Linked DNA regions of Homo sapiens: region 2 is linked to region 1. A link is an interaction called in ENCODE POLR2A ChIA-PET data of the cell type or tissue named here. Cell type or tissue: OCI-LY7. All regions are shown on one strand. Region 1 overlaps GYS2 (glycogen synthase 2). Region 2 overlaps GOLT1B (golgi transport 1B).

What was found. Peaks named below come from ENCODE experiments on the same cell type or tissue, not always from the same donor. Only the 100,000 strongest peaks of a DNase experiment are listed, where the experiment ranks them.
Region 2: POLR2A ChIA-PET joins it to region 1 with 5 read pairs; 4 of 35 experiments call an interaction of 5 or more read pairs at or near these places.

What each region holds. Positions count from the first base shown.
Region 1 is chr12:21,596,863-21,601,862 of GRCh38, reverse strand. The region is part of intron 1 of GYS2 (glycogen synthase 2); the gene reads left to right. Among named protein-coding and RNA genes, the nearest start is that of GYS2, 5.5 kb to the left of the region's middle. In OCI-LY7, no CTCF peak of the experiment used is centred here; a DNase peak (open chromatin) is centred at 2,312; H3K4me3 peaks cover 875 bases; H3K27ac peaks cover 1,252 bases.
Region 2 is chr12:21,514,415-21,519,414 of GRCh38, reverse strand. It overlaps GOLT1B (golgi transport 1B), which reads right to left. Exons shown (of 5, transcript NM_016072.5): 5 at 1,007-3,746. The coding sequence ends at 3,708. Among named protein-coding and RNA genes, the nearest start is that of SPX, 9.4 kb to the left of the region's middle. In OCI-LY7, no CTCF peak of the experiment used is centred here; no DNase peak of the experiment used is centred here.

The sequences.
Region 1 (5,000 bases):
ATCCATTTTATTATTCAGTAAGGATTCATCAAGTGTCTATTAGGTATCAGGCACTGAGAGGCGAGGGAGATAGAGTTAAGAATACAGAACTGATTCTTAATCTTCAAGAATTGACAAATTTGTAGAAGGTAGACATTGAACATACAATACAGTCAAATGTGATGAGTGTGAGACTAAGGGAACCAGGTGTCCTAAGACTATACAGTGTACCGTGGAATGGGGAGTGGTTTCTAACCTAGTTACCTAGAGGTTTGGGAAAAACCTCTCTAATGATGAGATGTTTGAGCTGACACTTGAAGGATAAATAGCTAAAGGGGAGAAAGCGTTCTATGTGAGAGAACTATATATGCCAAGATGCAGAAGTGTTCTCTGTTCGAAGATCTGAGCGGGGCTCAGAGAGGGAAAAGGAGAGGAGTATGAGAGAAGATGGGAGAGACCTGCAGGGACTAGATTGTGAAGCTCAGGGGGAGTTAATAGCCTTAAGGAGTTTTGTCTCCAGGGTATGAACAATGAATGAGGAGTCACTGAAATTCTATCCACAGTAGTGGGAAGTACTAAGTAGTCAGGTATGTTTTGGAAGAAGCACTGTTACCAGTTGAGGGAGAGGAGAGGAGGGAAATTAGACTGTGGTGTGACCCAGGATGGAAAGTTTTGCCCAAATGTGGGGGAAAAATGTTTACTCTCTCCTTTGCCCAGGTCTTACTACAATCATTTCTTCTGCACACACTTGCTCAGAACATTACAAACTCTGGAGAAATTAACATGTTAAGGATATTTAGGATCATTAAAAAAGTTTAATAAATGTTGTCACACATAATGAAAGTTAATTTAAGAATTGTAAAGACTTGAGCGATGTAGTCCCTAAATAAATGCTTCCCTCTTAAAATGGACTAGAAACAATTTGTTTTTGCCTAAGCCAACGTATTGCTGGACATAATTTACCTGCTTCCTCCTCAGTCTTGACACTACACCTCTGAATTACATGGTACAAGTGGCACAGGGAAGAATTCAGAAAACTAGAGTCAAAGTGGTTATGGAAGAAATTATAATAATGAGTCCACTCTTCTAGGACAGGAGTTCTAAAGGTGAGGACTTTGATATAAGTGAACTCAAGGAGTTTCTAAACCTTCAGAAATTATATCTAAAAATTAGGTGCACGTATATAGAAGTACTTTTCTCTGAGAAGAGGACTTCACACTTCCATCAGCTTCCTGAAGGCCCCTGTAATTGCCGTAAAGAACAACTGCTCTAAAGTTTAATACTAGGCTACTCGGCTGTTTTTTGTTAACACAGAAGTTTTCCAAATGGCTTTTCTCTAGAGCAAAATGAAAAGGATCCCATCCTTCCCGAGACCTAACGATGTTTATCTTTCGTGATACTGTTTTTGTTCTTCCTCTTTTTCTCCTACCCCCCACCACTTTTAAAGATCCATCAAGGCCCAGCATGGTGATTCACACCTGTAATCTCAACACTTTTCAAGGCTGAGGTGGGAGAATTGTTTGAGACCAAGAGTTGGATACCAGCCTGGGGAACATAGGGAGACCCTGTTTCTACAGAAATTTAAAAAATTTCTCTAGCTGGCCATGGAGGCTCACACCTGTAGTCCTAGCTACCTGAGAGGCTAAAGCAGGAGGATCAATTGAATCCAGGCGTTCTAGTGAGGCTTCAGTGAGCAAGATTGCACCATTGCACTCCAGCCGGGGTGACAGAGTGAGACCCTGTTTCAAACAAACAAGCAAAAGCAAAAAGATCCATCAATTTGTTGCTCCATTCCTTTACTTACTATCTTGCTGTCTACAGCTAAAGTCAGACTGCATGATTTGGAATTCCAACTCCACCATCACCTGGGTAATGTTGAGATTTATTACATAGCATCTCTGTGCCTCAGTTTCTCCATATATAAAATCTACCTGTAATAATGTTGTGAAAATTAAAAGAAATACCAGTTGTAAATCACTCAGAACTGTGCCTAGCATTTAATAAACACTCTGTAGGTATTAGCTTATTTCTTTATAAAATTTATTCATAAAATGAGGAAGTTAGCTCATGTATTGTCATACCAGCTTTCACTTTGAATGAGTCCATAATTGCATTTTTAAACACAAAAAGAGAAATAATAGGAAAAAATATGTATACATCAATGTTACTTCAATCACGGGATGCATAGTAATTAGGATTTCTTTGCCCTAATTACTGATGTGGATAAGCCGGTGGGCCATGTCAATGGCATCTCAAGCTGTTATCACACCATGTGAAACACACGATCTATGTAAAAACTATGCTTGGTTGCACAGCTTCAAGGAAAGCACTAGTCTACTCACTTCCTTTTCATTCAGCATGCTATGTCTAGGCCCCTTTCATATAAAATATTTGGAGCTGCCATTGTAGGTAGTGCAGGTGGTCTTGTTCAAAGTGTGAGTATCACCTCCCACTGCCAAGACTGCAGCTGCTTTGATTTTAACTGAGGATCTAGAAAAGTGCTGGGAACACAAATATTTGCTGACCTTTGTCACAAGTAGCACCTAATCTCCTTCCTACCAGACCTGCTGCCTTATAAAATGATGTTCTAAGTGTATAATGACTTCCTCTGCTTCTGCAACTGTGTTTTGGAACAGGAGGGTGAGATTAGTAGCCACACACACTGAAATAGTCATATGACTTCCAAAGTCTGTAATTTTTAAGCATATACAAAATAGTGAAATTTCTCCATATGTGTATAATATGTATATATGTGTGTATACATATATATAGAGAGAGAGACAGAGAGAGATGGGGGAGAGAGAGAGAGAGAGCGAGAGAGAGGCAGAGAAAGAGATCCTTATTTTGGCTGATATCTATTCTATACTTCTTTGAAATAGTGATTTTTAGTAAATTGGCAGTGTTGCCAGATGACGACTTAGAGTTTTAACCACCTCATTGTTATATGTACCATGGTAGCTCATCTTTTCTTTCAGGTGAAAGTTGTGATACTTTGTCCTCACGCTAAACATAGCCCCCATGTTGTTCCAGGAAAATAGAGATCAATAAAATACAAAGTACTTGTTTGAAAGTGAAGGTTAAGTTCAAATTCAATGACCTACGCTGTGGTAAAACGATCATTCATTAATGATATTAAGTATTTTCTTTTTTAATGTCAGAATAAAACCATTTATTTGCAGATTTAAAAATATATATGTGTATGTAAATCTCCTTGGTTTATACCTCAAATATGAAAATAGGAATGACCCTGTCTCTATGCTCTTGCATTCACTTATATTCTAGCTTGTTAAGAGAGAAGTTTGGGGCAAAATGTGCTTTATAAATAGTAAAAACTGAGGTAAACTATAGCACAAAGTGTGCTATATAAACAGTAAAAACCGAGGTAAAAATATGGGGAGGACAAAAAAGGGCTAAAATGGTGTTGGAATATAAGAAATAGCAGTAAAAGAAGCTCCTCACAGCAAGACAGTACAGGGAAATGTCTGGAGGGACAAAGATTTACTTACAATCAGGCCTCAACCAATATGAGATCGACTTTCTTTTATTGATATATGACGTGTTTATATGTATCAGGTACATGTGACATTTTGTTACATGCATATAATGTATAATGATCAAGTCAGGTATTTGGGGTATTCATCACCTCAAGTATTTATCGTTTCTATGTGTTAGGAACATTTCAAGACCTTTCTTCTACTATTTTGAAATATACAATATATTGTTTTTAACTATAATCACCCTACTTTGCTATTGAACATCAGAACATATTCCTTCTATCTAACTGCCTGTTTCCATTAACCAACTTCTCTTCGTCTCCCTTCCTCCCATAACGTACACACCTTTCTCTACCTCTGGTTTCTGTCATTCTACTCTCTACCTACATGATATTAACTTTTTTAGCTCCCACATATCAGTGAGAACATGCAAAATTTGTCTTTCTATGCCTGGCTTATTTCGTTTAACATAATGACTTCCAGTTTCATCCATGTTGCTGCAAATGAAATGATTTTATATTTGTATGGTTGAATAATATTCAATTGTGTGTATACACCACATTTTCTTCATTCATCCATTGATGGACACTTAGGTTGATTCCATATCTTTGCTAATGTGAATCGTGCTGCAATAAACAGTGTGGTACCAGTATCTGTTTATTATTCTGAATTCTTTTCCTTTGGATAAATACCCAGTAATAAGATTGCTGGATCTTATGATAGTTCAATTTTTAGCTTTTTGGTAAATCTACATATTGTTTTCCATAGTGGCTATACTAATTTGCATGCTTACCAATAGTGCCTACGAGTGCCTTTTCCTTCACATCCTTGCCAGCATGTGTTATTTATTTATTAATTTATTTAAATCATGATGATTCTAACTGGCATAAGATGATATCTCATTGTGGTTTTGATTTGCATTTCTCTGATGATTAGTAATGTTGAGCAATTTCCCCATACCCATTGTGCATTTGTATGTCTTCTTTTGAAAAATATCCTTTGCCAATTTTTTAATGAGATTATTTGTTTTTCCACTGTTGAGTTGTTTGAGTTTCTTATATATTCTGGAGATTAATTCCTTGTCAAATGTATGCAAATATTTTCTCGCATTCAACAGCTTGTCTCTTCACTGTGTTGATTGTTTCCTTTACTGTGCAGATGTATTTTAGCTTAATATAGTCCCATTTGTCTATTTTTGCTTTTGTTGCCTGTGCTTTTGAGGTCTTGGCCATAAAATCTTTGCCCAAAGCCATGTCTTGAAGTGTCTCCCTTATGTTTTCTTTTAGTAGTTTTATAGTTTTAAGTTTTATATTTAAGTCTTTAATCCATCTTGAGAGTACGTTTTATATGGCAATAAATAGGGGTTGTATTAGGCCATTTTTGCATCTATTGTACAAGGGGTTGAGTTCTTGATTTGATTCTCCATTTGGTTGCTGTTGGTGTATAGAAGAGTTACTGATTTGTGTGCATTCATCTTGTATCTGGAAACTTTGCTGAATTATTTTATCAGTTCTAGGAGCTTTCTGG
Region 2 (5,000 bases), 82 kb after region 1:
GGGCATGCTGCTAGTGTCCAATCTCCTACATGGATACAGGTAACAGAAGAACTGAGGTTGGGGCCTTTTGGCTCAGGTCAAGATTAGAGAAATATGCTGGATATTTAATAACAGATTCAAGACTTCCCGTTTACCCAACAATAGTCTGGATTTGCAGCTTAATTAGTGAATTCAACAAATACTTACTGGGTATGTTAAGTGGTAGACTTGGCCAGTGTTTTTTTTCGGCCTTAATAAAATTTACAGTTAAAACAATGTAGGTGTTGTGGTCTTATTTAGGTGAGAAAAACTTAAGATCCTTTCCATCCTGAGAAAAAATATATAAGCATTTCTCCTCTAATTTCTAAATTCCCTCACCGCTTTTTAAACTTTGCAATTAATGGTAGCAATCATAGCAGCTTTCAGAAAACTACCCCAACTGCCTGTGGCAATACAGATTTGGTGGCAGGCTTCCAGACAACACAAATAGCAGTGACAGTTCTAAATCCCTAGGCCTACATTAAAAACAATTCTCTTCCCCCTGCCACAAAGAAACCAAAAACATACGCTACATTAAGTTGAATACATATACAGACTTGCAAAAGAAATTACATCTCAAAACAAACCTCCCAGAGTTAAAGCTGGTATTATTTTTTTTCCTCCAGACATCTTTTGAAAATGCGAACCAATCACACAGCTTTTCTCCCAGTCAAGAGTTACTAAAACTATTCAACACAGCTGAAGGTTGAATAGTTCTAGTAACTCTTGACTGGGAGAAAAATAAGAGGTTGGGGTGTTTCGACTGCAAATTCTTCTACCACCATTTGTTTGCAGTGTAAGTCAGGACAAGTTATGTGGAAATACGGCTAAGAATTTAAAAGCAATGTTAACATTCTAAGCACTTAATGAGCAGATGGCACATATCTTGTTCTCCTGGGTCTCCCACATTCAACACAGGACTTTTAGTATTCAAGGGGTACTCAGAAAATGTCTATTGAATAACATAATATACAAACTGGGAGTCTGATTTTTAAAAAATAGCATATTGCCCAAGGTAAGTGACTTTATTTTACAGTTTTCAAAATTAAGAACATTTTTGCTTACTTGAAGTCTATTTGTATTCATTAGTACATTTCAACAATTTGGAAATGAAAGATGTGAAGATCATTTGATAAATAGAACACTGCATATAAGGCTAATTTTTTAAAAATGAGGTTATTTTGCAATGCTAAATTAGCTTTTAGAACTTCATAACACAGATATACTTGACCACCAATTAATAGAAAAGTACCCTTTTATTGAGAGGTAAGACAAGTATATTTACAATATTCAATTGTTAGATAATATAATCTGACAGTGGGACTTTTTAAAGCAGCAGTATTTCAGGAATTACAATTTATAAGGGGAAAAGAAAAACATTCCAAATATGTTTCTGTTACAGAAAATACACTTGAACAATGACAGAAACACTTAAGGCTATGTAGTATTAGACCTTTTCCTCCATCTCTATAAAGTACATTTTTGTTACAGACAGAAGGCTGATTTTGGAAAGAAAGAAACAATAGGATGTATAGTGCTTTCTATCAGCAGACTAGTATGTTTAAAAATAGTCTCATCAAGGGTTCTGAATAAGAAATATAAATGTTGCCAGGCAGTCCCAAACTCACATTTGATATTAACTGCAGACTCATTTAAAACTGAAAACTGCTCCAGCCTCTCTCAATCTTTACTAAGGACTGGGAGATTATCAAACCCTTTCAAGTCTAATAATGCTTTTGAATTAAGATTATTGAAAAAAGGAATCTCTGTTACAGTGCAAAGAACATTTTGATAGAAATTCATGTCTACAAAGGAGTTAAATACAGATGTCCCTTACATTAGCAGATACTATTCTTGCTCTAAAAAGGTAGAATTATCAAGACATTGTAAATAATATGGGTCAAAAATATGTGTAACAGAGTTCTACAGGGCACCTTATATAAAGTCAATCCTCAAAGTATGTATTTGACACTCTCCAAGTGAGGATATTACTTTTTTGAAGAACATTAGACACAACAGTAGCCTCTTATTATTCCATTAACTATTGAGGTAGGAGTCTCCATTTGTCAATATCATCCCATTTTCACAGATACATCGTAAGTCAAATGCAAGTACCAAAAATGTCTTAATCCTTAAGACTAAACCATCACACTATACACCAAGTCTTTCCTTATTTAGATGAGCAAGATTGGGAGTTCTCTGTGTATTAAGAGATTTAACTAAAAATAAAATAAGCTGTAATCTATTTTTGTAGACATGTTTGTAAATAAATACCACAGATTTCAATTATACTTTTATGCATTAAAAAGCTTTGCAACTGTTAAAAAAACAAAACAGTGCAATCAGTGGTAAAACAAATAGTACTATGGCTGTTGAAATGTTTCCCTACATCTACCACTAAAGCTGTCACATCTTGTAAAACTAAAGAAAACAGCTATTTCCTACTGTCTAATAATCAGCAACGGTGGAAAAAAAACACTTTTTTTTTAGTGTCATGTTCTTAAGAAACCACAGTCAGTTTATTACAGTGAAATGACTTTAGCACGTGAACTCAGGTATTTTCTAATTAACTCAAGATGAGTGATCATATGAAGGATATGTCATGCTTAATGACTATTATATGCTAGGAAAAAGCTGAAAATAAGGGAAAACTCAGATTAAATGAATAGCCCTTTAAAAATAGCCATAAGTTTAACCTTTTAACATGTTACATGTCTTAAAGTAAACATTATCAAAAGTTATTTTAATTTATGAAAAACAAATAATAAGCCACTGCTAAAATTTAAAAAAAAGAAAGAAGAAAGAAAAATTACATCATGACATGGAAAAAATCCATTTGGTTTGCATCATTTAGTATCTTCAATAATACTATTCAATGAGACAAGCTATGAAACAAACTACTTCATTCATGGTCAAGAATGCTTTTTTGTTAAATACTTACACGTAATGAATGATATAGACAGATACTTAGGAGGGCAGACTCCCAAGAAGTATGAGACTTTCCGGAGTATGCTGCTGACAAAACTTAGCTATAATTTAGTAACTAAAAGTTAGTAAAGAATGACCTTTGCATATTCCAACAAAGAATATCTAGTTCAGATTTTCACCTGGCTTTGAAATATTAAGATTCAGAAGAACCACAAAAGTTTTATTTTAACCATGTTTACAAAAAAAAGTAATCCATACATCAAAATTGGGGTTTCCTTGGTTTTAATACTTTAAAATGACACAATCCAATCGAATTCATGCATCACTTCCAGAGATACAGTGCAACTGGAAATATTTTTGCCATTGCAGTGGACATTTCTAAAAAGCAAATGCCTATGGATGCTCCTGAGCCTTCAAAATAAAAAGAAAAGAAACAGGCACCACAGTTCTCTAAGGATGGCTGAGTTTCGCACATTGTGGAAAAACAACACAAATAGCCTTCAAGAGTTTCTTAAGCATCATTAACATGGATTTCACCTCTCTCAGTTTGCTTGCTGACTTCTTCTTAGTTCACTTGAGTAGAAGCCTGTTTTCACTGCTTCTTTGCTAATTTGCTGCTGGTACTTTGTAGGCTATACGTTTTAAACTCCTGTAAAGAACATTACAAGCTATTTCATGTAATTTAATTTTGTGCTGAATATTCTTCAAATGACTTTATAAATAACACAATATTTTAAATGAGTCTTCAAATTCACTTGTTGTTATACCATATTGTTGCTTTCTCCAACTTTATCTACAAACTGTAAGGAGAAGAAAAACAGAGAATTAAAGAAAGCCCGGAACATTATAAAACATTATATCAATATTTAAAATGTTGATTTTAAAAACCCAGCCTTACAAGAAGAGTTGTGGAAATTTAAGGTATGACTGACAATGACTAATCCAGTACTACTCACCATCATCTTCTGATACATAAACGTGTATAAAATTTTTTTTTCTAAAAGTTGTTTTTTGCATGACATGTTATACATATGAATTTAAGGGTGCAACATGAAAAATGCAACACAATGAATAAAGAAATTGTATAAGATGAAGATAACACTGCTAGCTTAACAAAAAATAAAAAATAAAAACATAAAAAAAACTGAAATGTCAGCCATTCATGCATTAATGAACCCAATAAGATATTTCAACTGACCATTACTGTGGATCTCTTCTGGGCCTATGTAGTCTTTGGACAAACAGATTTAACTCCATTAAGTTCAATAGTTAACAACAGTTATTGACTAAAAATACTTTAAATGTGTATTCTGGACTTTGGATTGAAAGTGGTAATGACATTAAAGATAGATTTAATGATGTAAGCATAAATTTATAATTATTGAATATAAATTTTAACACACATTACTGTAAGTGGTTATTTACTTTGGTTACTCCACCCCAAACATAAAGCAGTTGGGCTTTTTTTTTTTTTTTAACATTCCAGATGGTGATGTAAAGACTGATATTGTATATAATTGGTAGAGACATTAAAAGTTATATAACCCAGGTGGTTATACTATCAAATTCTAGTAATCATCTGATCATTTATTTTGTTTCACGATTCACATGTTTACATAAGCACTTATCATGATGAATAACGATAAGAAACATATTCTATTGTATTGGGTGTCCATTTATGCAAATTCTTGAGAATCCTTAAATTAAGGGCACAAATAATGATTACAACTCTGTAACTAGAAGTTTCAGTACATTCAAAAGCCATTCTAGGTATAAATAACACTGACCACTGTATGAATTTGCAGATTAATGCAAATGAAATCAGAGTATACCCCTATAAGCCTACATTCCAACATTTTGTTATATTATCACAAACAGGTGGCTGGCCACTGAAACTAAAAGTTGCTCTCAAAGAATTCATGGATTTATTAGAATTTTAAGGTAAATTTAAGTGGAGAGAAAGCACAATATTCTCTCTCCAAAGGTAACTTGAAATATTTAGATTGTCTTGGCTGTAAGGTTCTGACCCTAAAATTACCCTGGGGATGGAAATG